Linked DNA regions of Homo sapiens: region 2 is linked to region 1. A link is a loop called in an ENCODE intact Hi-C map of the cell type or tissue named here. Cell type or tissue: GM12878. All regions are shown on one strand.

Evidence for each region. Peaks named below come from ENCODE experiments on the same cell type or tissue, not always from the same donor. Only the 100,000 strongest peaks of a DNase experiment are listed, where the experiment ranks them.
Region 2: a loop joins it to region 1, with 2.5 times the contacts of the local background. A loop is called at or near these places in 1 of 110 quality-filtered maps.

The regions. Positions count from the first base shown.
Region 1 is chr6:74,596,159-74,601,158 of GRCh38, forward strand. All of the region lies in intron 2 of LOC101928516 (a long non-coding RNA gene), which reads left to right. The region is part of intron 2 of LOC105377858 (a long non-coding RNA gene); the gene reads right to left. Among named protein-coding and RNA genes, the nearest start is that of SNORD156, 530 kb to the right of the region's middle. In GM12878, no CTCF peak of the experiment used is centred here; a DNase peak (open chromatin) is centred at 2,443; H3K4me3 peaks cover 508 bases; H3K27ac peaks cover 1,599 bases.
Region 2 is chr6:74,709,906-74,714,905 of GRCh38, forward strand. The region is part of intron 1 of LOC105377858 (a long non-coding RNA gene); the gene reads right to left. Among named protein-coding and RNA genes, the nearest start is that of SNORD156, 420 kb to the right of the region's middle. In GM12878, no CTCF peak of the experiment used is centred here; no DNase peak of the experiment used is centred here.

The sequences.
Region 1 (5,000 bases):
TTACATAATTTTAAAAATAATTAGGATGGATTATAGCTCTATCGGGGGGCGCTCAGCTGTTGTATCAGGCATTGTTAGAAGTGAATTTATAACCCTAATGATGGAATATTTTAATTGCACATGTTGATCTTCTTAGCTTCATATGTCTATGTCATATACATCAATTTCATGATATGTAATTCTTGCTGTGTTGATAATCAGACTTGATGCTAACTTATATCATCTTACAAGATAAATTATATGATCACCCAATCTTTAGCAGTTATGCCTATTCTCAGTTCATACAACATTTAGGAAATTATTACAGCTGTCATTGGCCTTTACTATGGTACTGGAGTGTACCTAGGAACAACTTCTACCTAGAAGGCATTGTAACACAAATTCATTCACTTTTTAAAGGGAAAAATTGGGAAACATGGTGGTATTGTCCATGGATAGAGTTTGTAGCTAGATCTTTTCTTGGATGAGTGCTTTGAAAAATGCCACATTTTCATAAAATTCTGGAAAAAATTCTCACTTCAAATTGCTGAATTAGTGTTTATAAACCAGAAGACAGAAAGTGTTGTGTTCAACAGCCAAACCTCCTGGTGACCCACAGCTGTGTCTGGACCAAGACTGCATATTTAACTCAAGGAAGAAGTGCCTCTTTGAGTACCTCACTCCCCAGCATGGAATGTTAATGAGAATTCTCTACCAGATGTGTGGACTTAGTGCTAGACAGGAACAATATTGAAAAGTATGCAATTAAACTTTTAACTTTTTTTTTCAGATAAAAAGAATGGGAAGGTATTATAAATAAATATACTTTAATGGTTATTACCATTATATTAGAAATTAGTTGCATAATTCAGTTCACTGTTTAATCATAGGTAAAATTAATTGAGGCCACATGTGCCTACCTATGGCCATTTGAATGTATCTAGTGTGGTAGGTGACTCCTGCAATTGTTCCTGAGGTTCTCTGCAGGATATTTCTCTTCTCTCATCTCCTAGCCAGACTCAGAGAAGCCAATGGAGTATTTGGAGCAACCACTACGTGGAAGGAGCCCAGATCCTGAGTAAGCTGGTAGGCCACCAGCCAGATAATTAATTGACATGAATGAGAAATAAAGATGATGTGTTAACAAATAAAAACACATATAGAAATAAGCATATTCATGATGTATAAAATACACTTATAATATCTAAATAAGCATAAAACTTTACCAACATCATAAGGAAAATAAATGTCTTGTAGGACTTGAATGAAGAGGAAAACACATCTGGAGAGGATATGACTCAGGATAACCACTGCCTTTTCTAGCATTTCCTGACTGCTCAAATTTGATTAGCGCTTCCCACCTGACCCTGTGTGAAGCCCATGGGCTTATTTGTCTGAATCCCATCTGTACAGTAAGCTCCTTGCAGCCAGGCCATTATCTTATTTATCTTGAATTACTTGTAATTACTTAGTCCCGGAAACATACATAGATGTTTCTTAGTAAATACTCATTTTTTTAGTGAGTGATGTATGAAAATGAGAAACATTTCACAACTGGACAGTAAAGATGGCATTTGTTAAGAAGTAGAATTTTGATGGTGGAGACTCTGATGAGAAGGACATTCCAATCAGAGGAAACAGTGTTAGCAAAGGGCATCATAAAAAAACAGGTGAGCAAGGCTGTATAATCCTACGCTGGAGGTCTCTGTAGCTGTATCAGGAAAGAGGTCTTTGGTATTTTATTTGTATATAAAAATTCACATTTTCTAATGCATGTTAGTAGGATAAATGTCTTTTTCTTTGTCTACTGGTGTTTGCCTCTGTTTTTAATGTGTGTATGACAGCATATGTGAATTTCGAAAATAAGCACAGAGAACATGGATAACATTCTAGAATATAAAACTAACAAAGTATTACACAGTTTCAAAATGACAATGACATCTATATATAGAAAACAAAGTTGGTGAACATTAACAACATGAACTTTCTATTTTAATAAGAAAATGGAAAATAAAGAATAATGATATTGTAGATATCAAAATAATTTACCAATAAGATTAAATATTTTGTTAAATAGCCTGATTTTTACTGATAAATCATGTAAAAACACTTAGTGAAAGTATATTAATTGTGTATTATGGGTTAGGTGCTATTCTGAGTGCCATTTATGCACTGGGAATAAAATAGTCCCTGCTCTATTTTGTAATTATAGTCTGGTAGGTTAGTTAGATAAGTAAATAAACAAATGGTGTAAAATGATAACAATCATGATGAATACTATGAATAAAGTAAACAGAGTGCAGAGAGATAAAATAATTGTGAAGAATCTACTTGTTTAGAATAAGTAGAGAGACCCTTCTAACAATGTGACAATTAAGGTGAGTCATGTAAGGCAGAATCAGGCAAGCGTGTTCTAGGCAGAGTTGCAGTTGCAGATGTTATTCCAGATATTAGTCAGAGCACCTGCCATCCTTCCTTCTTTCACCAAATATTTAGTGTGTGGCTACATTAGGTAAATCGACATACTCAGTGCTTAAAGAGATAGAGAAATGGACCAGGCACAGTTTCTGTCTTCAAGGAGGGATTGTAATTTTGAAATTATAACTGGCCATGGTGTGCAGGAGCTGACTCCTACACATATGAGAGCTGCTTGTTAAATACTCAGGAATGTTGTAACCTGCTTGTTAAATAGTTGGTAGCCTAAATCATCCATGGTAAGAGTATTTACACTACAATAATTGGCAGTCATTGTAAATCAGGGTGTTTTCTTTTCTCCAGAGAGTTTGTGGTTACATATTTACCAACAACCCATAACTCATCACTTGTAAGGCTGATTCAAGAGGAACTGAAGCTACTTGTTGACTTTAGGCTCTATTATATTCTACTATCAACTGTTTACATAGGGTACAACTTTGAAAAAGTACAAAAATATTATTTTATATTGCCATCTCAATATTGATAATGCAAAGTGCTTTCAGTAGCTTTTAGGGTTGGAAATTTGAGACTAAACTTGATAAGATCAGACAATATGACTCTTATTCCCCCCTCTACCCTCAGTATTAGCCAGACCTGTGATCATTGCTAGTGAAGTTTGCTCTTCCAGGAATACTCTCCCCATCACGATCTCCATCTGTCCAATCCTGTTGTCTTACAAGTATGAAATGATAGCTCCCATCTTAGAAGAAAGATTTCATTTCCCCCACATCCCTTCCTTCAATAGCTCAATTTCTTCATTTTTCATTCCAAGTCCCAAAGTTCCTATTTCAGGCTTTTGTCTCCAGCACTTCACTAAACTGTTCCTATGAAGGGCAGCAAATACAAAGGACAATTATCAGTCCTTGTCTTCCTCAATCTTGCAGTGATATTTGACACAGATGGTCCCTCATCATTCTTCACAATTCTAAATACAGGAGTTCCCTAGGTTCAGTCATTGGGAATTTTTCCTGTCTATTGACTTTCATTGGTATTTAGGTACTGATTATGTATTATGTATCGATGACTGACTTATTCTGAGTTCCAAGCACTTAGCACAGCATAGAAAGCCCCTTCACAGTCCAGCCTCAGCCCAGCTCTCCAACATCATGGCCTTCCATGCTTCACTTGACTCACGATGCTTGATCACACAGAAGTTCTTATTTTTTCTTGAAGAAATAAAGCTGAGTCTTTCTTTAAGACTTCATTTCAGTTTCCCTCTGCTTATAATACTCTACCCCTATTTCTTCTATAACTTACTGACATACTTTTTTCAGGGCCCTGCTCTAATGTCGTCTCTCTGACCATCTCATCTAGAATGTCAACACCATAATCTCACAATGCTTTATTTTTCTTCATACTAATTATTTTTGTGTCTATATAATATATATATGCACACACATATACATATGTATATAATCTCACTAACATAGTAGTAATACACTTTCTAAAATGTCTATCGACACAATATTACTTAATATATTATATAATATATAGCATAAATTGCAAAGATATAGTACTTAATGTATAGTATAATGTCATGTAATATAACATAATATACTCTCCCTGGAATGTAAACTTCCTGAGAACAGAAAGCTATCTTTCTATAGTTCCATCACCCAAAAACAGTGTCTGACACATAGTAAGAACTTAAAATACATTTTTTGAATGACTGAAAAATTACCTAAAAATTAATAATCCCCATGTAGCCTTTTTATTTAACTATTTTTACACTTCTTTACCCTCCTCCTTTTATCCACTGAAGGCACAATAATCTAGGCCATACAGTAGTAACTTATGAGAACCAGTTCTTGAATCCAGATATTTTCATTACTTTTTACTTCAAATACATGTTTCCATTGTATTGCCACCTCTAATTATATATTTTTTAGAACCAGTTAGTTTGTAATATCAAATGCCATTGGCAATTTCTGGCCACAAGATTTTTTTTTTTTTTTTTTTTTTGAGACGGAGTCTCGCTGTCGGCCAGGCTGGAGTACAGTGGCGTAATCTGGGCTCACTGCAGGCTCCACCCCCCGGGGTTCACGCCATTCTCCTGCCTCAGCCTCCCAAGTAGCTGGAACTACAGGCGCCCGCCACCTCGCCTGGCTAATTTTTTGCATTTTTAGTAGAGAAGGGGTTTCACCGTGTTAGCCAGGATGGTCTCGATCTCCTGACCTCGTGATCCGCCCACCTCGGCCTCCCAAAGTGCTGGGATTACAGGCGTGAGCCACTGCGCCCGGCCTCTGGCCACAAGATTTAATCATCAGGAAGATCTATTGAATATCTACTATGAGGTGTCCACTCTATTGGTGCTTGGGATCCAAAGACAAATAAAACACTTCTCTTGCATCCAAAGGTCTCTCTGTCTTACACAAGCATACATGCAAAAATTTATTGCACTAATTTCTGGGGAAATTATGTACAACTTGTACAGGAAAAGCCTCATATTTCAACGTTAAAAATTCTGTTTGCAGAATGAATTTCTGCACATACATGCACATATGCACACACACATATGCACAATCATACATACGCACTTTTTAACA
Region 2 (5,000 bases), 110 kb after region 1:
TCCTTTTTCCCAGATTCCATGTCTTCTCCCTTCTTGGTTCTCCTTTCATTTTGCTAGCTTTGGATATAGGAGATAGCATTTGAGGTTCTCATACCTGAAAATGGCTTTATTCTACTATTTTATTTGACAAGTCAATTTACCAGATGCAGAATTCGAGATTTCAAGATATTTTCTCTTAAAATTTGAAGGCATTACTTGTATCTGCCAGTAATTTTTAACTTGACATGGAGTCAACGAACCGCCAGCACCAACGTCATCTCTAATCTTGTCAAAAAAGATCTCTGGTTCCACCTCAAACCTACTGGATTGGAATCTGCATTTTTAACCAGATCTGTAGGCTGTAAGCACATTAACATTGGAGAAGTGCTGGTCTAACCTAGTGTAACCTAGTGTTGCTATTCCTGTATGAGGAGGCTTTTTCCTCTCTGGAGACTTTTGTGATTTTTGTCTTCATTAGAAATATTGTATTAAACGCCACACGATGGCTCATACCTATAATCCCAGTACATTGGGAGGCCAAGGTGGGCAGATCCCTGAGGCCAAGAATTCAACCAGCCTGATCAACATGATGAAACCCCATCTCTACTAAAAATACAAAAATTAGTTTGGCATGGTGGCCCAGGCCTGTGACCCCAGCTACTCAGGAGGCTGAGGCCAGAGAATCACTTGAACCCAGGAGATGGAGGTTGCAATGAGCCGAGACCATGCCACTGCACTCCAGCCTGGGCGACAGTGAGTCTCTGTCAAAAAAAAAAGAAAAGAAAGAAAAATAAATACCATGCTAATAGTGCTAATATGCTTGCTGTGTGTCTTCTTTCATTCATTGGGCTGGAGATGCAGTGGGTCTTTTAAACTTGAGACTCATGTTCTTTCTTTTGGGGAAATGTCTTTGTTTGTTTGTTTTTTAGGCTATCCAAGTGATGCAGTGGGACTTGTATTATTTCTTAATAATTTCTTCTTCACCATTTTGTCTCCTAACTGAAGTTACTCTTAAATGTATTTTGAGCCTCTTGGACTGATCTGCTAAGTCCATATTTTTAATCCCCATTTTCTCTCTTCTCATCTTTCTTTTTTCTTTCTAGGAAACTTGTTCCACGGTCATCTTCCAATTCCATTATTAAACTTCGTGTATCATCTATTCTCATTATAATTTCAGTGAGATTTTGTCTTCTAATAGTTACTTTTAGTTCTCATTGTCCGGAATCTAGTTATAGGGCATACCTACTTTCAAGAAATACTGTATTTTTTCAGCTAGGGAAGTAGTGTGACCTGCTAAAAATCAGTATTCTGTTACTAAGGAGGGGGAGAAAGTATAATGTGGATGACAACTAGATTCCTCTATAACAAGTTCCAAACAATTAATTTAGATAAAATAATAATGCAATTACAATTGCATTATTTGGTTTGGTTTATATCAGTAGGCCTTCCTGTCATGAAGTAGAATAAGTGATGAGAAGTACGCATTGGAGAAAATTTATGTTAAATAGGATAATTATTGAAAACAAATACATCTGACCCAAATACCTTTTTGACTTTTAAATTCAGCACAAAACTTCAATTTAGAATTAATCAACCCCATAACTCCTAAAATATATGATGTGTTAATATAATAAAATTATGCTTGTAACAAATTACAGTCAGAGGTCTAATTCTTACTTTAAAATTGTAGTAAATTGCACCAGTTACTTTTATTCCCCTGATCAAAGTCTGCCTTTTTTTTTAATTACTGAAAGCATCATACACTTGCTCAGATTTTAGAAGGACATAGTAGGGCTGAGGAAGGAAGGATAAGCCGTCTGACAAGTTTTGTCAGCCAAACCAACCTTCCACATCCATGTGATGATGGATACCATAGTCTCTTTCTCCTCATTTTTTATGAATTTATTTAGATTCTATTTCTACCCTTCCTTTTGGTCAGCTCTTGACTGAAACAATATAAATCTTAGAAAAACTTGTATTAACATTAAAAAATTTGCCAGATGACAATGAAACAATTCTATGATCAGAAAACTTAAACTTCTAATTGAGGAGACAGTATTAGTGGAAGATGCAAATCTTCCACATCACTTGATATCTTGTTCCTGAATATAAAGCCCTCATTGGATCAGCTAGAGAATATTTGTTAAATGTTTATTGAGTTACTTTAACTATATTGAATTAATACTGACATTTCTATCTATTAAAATATTTAAGTTACAAGTGTAAAACCCAAAACTATAAAAAACCCAGAAGAAAATTTAGGCAATACCACTCAGAACATAGGCAGGGGAAAAGATTTCATGACAAAAATATCAAAAGCAATTGCAACAAAAGCAAAAATTGACAAATGGGACCTAATTAAACTAAAGAGCTTCTGCACAGCAAAAGAAACTATAATTAGAGTGAACAGATAACTTACAGAATGGGAGAAAATTTTTGCAATCTATCCATCTGACAAGGGTTTAATATCCAGAATCTACAAGGAACTTAAACAAATTTACAAGAAAAAAACCAACAATCCCATAAAAAAAATGGGCAAAGACGCGAACAGACACTTCTCAAAAGAAGACATTTACGCAGCCAACAAACATATGAAAAAAGGTCAGCACTGATCATTAGAGACATGAAAATAAAAACCACAATGAGATACCATCTCACACTAGTCAGAATGGTGATTATTAAAAGTCAAGAAAAAACAGATGCTGGTGAGGCTAGGGAGAAATAGGAATGCTTTTACATTGTTGGTGGGAATGTAAATTAGTTCATCAATTGTGGAAGACAGTGTAGCGATTCCTCAAGGATCTAGAAACAGAAATACTCTTTGACCCAGCAATCCCATTACTGGGTATATACCCAAAGGAATATAAATCATTCTACTATAAAGACACATGCACAAATATGTTTATTGCAGCACTATTCACAATAGAAAGACAGGGAATCAACCCAAATGCCCATCAAAGATAGACTAGATAAAGAAAATGTGGTACATATACACTATGGAATACTTTGCAGCCATAAAAAGGAACAAGATGATGTCCTTTGCAGGGACATGGGTGGAGTTGGAAGCCATTATCCTCAGCAAACTAATACAGGAACAGAAAACCAAACAATGCATGTTCTCAGTCATAAGTGGGAGCTGAACAACCAAGAACACATGGACACAGGGAGGGGAACAACACACACTGGGGCCTGTGGGGGAGCAGGGAGAGGGAAAGCATCAGGATAAATAGGTAATTCATGTGTGGCCTAATACCTAGGTGATGGGTTGATAGGTGCAGCAAGCCACCATCGCACAAGTTTACCTGTGTAGCAAACCTGCATGTCTTGCTCGTGTATCCCGGAAATTAAAATAAAATTAAATATAAAAAATAAATTAAATAAAATATTTAAGTTAGAAGAGAATGCTGGCTGACAGCAAATATGAAATAACTTGAAATTTAAAGAAATCTAAAAAATTAATTAGTATAAGTTCTCAATATGCTTACTTTATATCTGTCATTGTTATATTTAAAACTTGTATGCTCTTTCTCTCAAAATACATAAACTCCAAAAGGTTAGAAATTATATTCATAAAATTTAACTTTACTTAGACTCTCTTTAAAATATAGTATAGCTCACATTGTGGAATGAACAAATCAGACTAATTAACATATTATATCATCACTGTTCAAATTATGGCAAATGGAATTAGAAACCAATTTTAGTGACTAAGCATTTTGCAAAATAAAAATATTTTTTGTTCACCAACCTAGTCTCCTAATGTTTACATCACTAGAAAGCACCAGAAGTTTTGAAAAATTTTGATCTACATTCGATCAAATTACAAGCAATTCATTGCAACAATAAATTAATTACACCCAAACCAAAAAATAAATATAGTATAGTTCACTTATATTTATAATGTATTTCTGTATGACACGTCATTTATTATCTATTCTATCATCTTTTTTTGTTACAAATCGAATGATGTAAATATGAAAGACTCATTAATATATAGCTATTTGATCCTTTCCAGTTTTTTTTTTTTGAGACATTTAAAAAAATAAAATAACTAAGAGAAACAGCAAAATTTAACTGGGTTCATCCATATTACTGGAAACTATTGCTTTTGGCCACTGCAATTAAAACTAATATTTGTGACTGCCAGAAATAATGAAGTTTTGGATTTATGATGAGGAACTGAGAGTTATACCCTATTTTATTTTTAAAGGTGAAAGATTTACAGTCAGTGGGGCTTGAACTGATGTGGCTCATTCATTCCAGAAATGTGGGAGTGAAGGAATGTGAATGCAAGGCCAAAAATGCTATTGTGTCCAGGTGGAAGTGAAACAATAAAAAAAAGAAGCTACTAATTGGATGATTTTTTGTAAAATGCTGTGTGTAAAATGCATAAAACCCTCAACTTTTCATTAACAAAATCATAAAACTTAAGGAAGAATTACATATTTATATCATTATATTCTTAATCTTTATTTTCTCTGCAGATATTAAATCTCACAGAAAGGTGTTCCTTATTAATCTTTACAAAATTGTCATTTCCCCGGTGAAGCCAATTTACATTAAAAATAATGTTCAGAAAATGCTGCTGCCTGCTTTCTCTCCTCTTTTACCCACCCCTTGTTCTCCCAGCAATCTTCGCCCTGTATGTTTATGTGGACAATTTCTATTGTAACATTCTCCATTCCATTAACTCTGCCTCTTCCTCTGAGGGGGGAAAATAAAACCCTAAATGGCTCTAATAGTTATGTATTTTATTTTGTCTCAGAGGTTTCCAAACTTCTGCTTTTAGCTTCCTTTTCACTGGGACAAATGGATGTAAGTTATTTTCCAGTTTCCTGAAAAATAATCAGGGACTATTTTCTTCATCTATCTCAGGTGCTTCATGAGTTTCCTAAGATATTAATTACGGTTTCCATACATTCAGAATCAAGGGACTCACGGATATGGTACTGTGTTCACTGCTACACAGAGTTTTTCTAGAAAAAAAAATTCTTTATTTTTATCTTCTATTTGTATCCAAA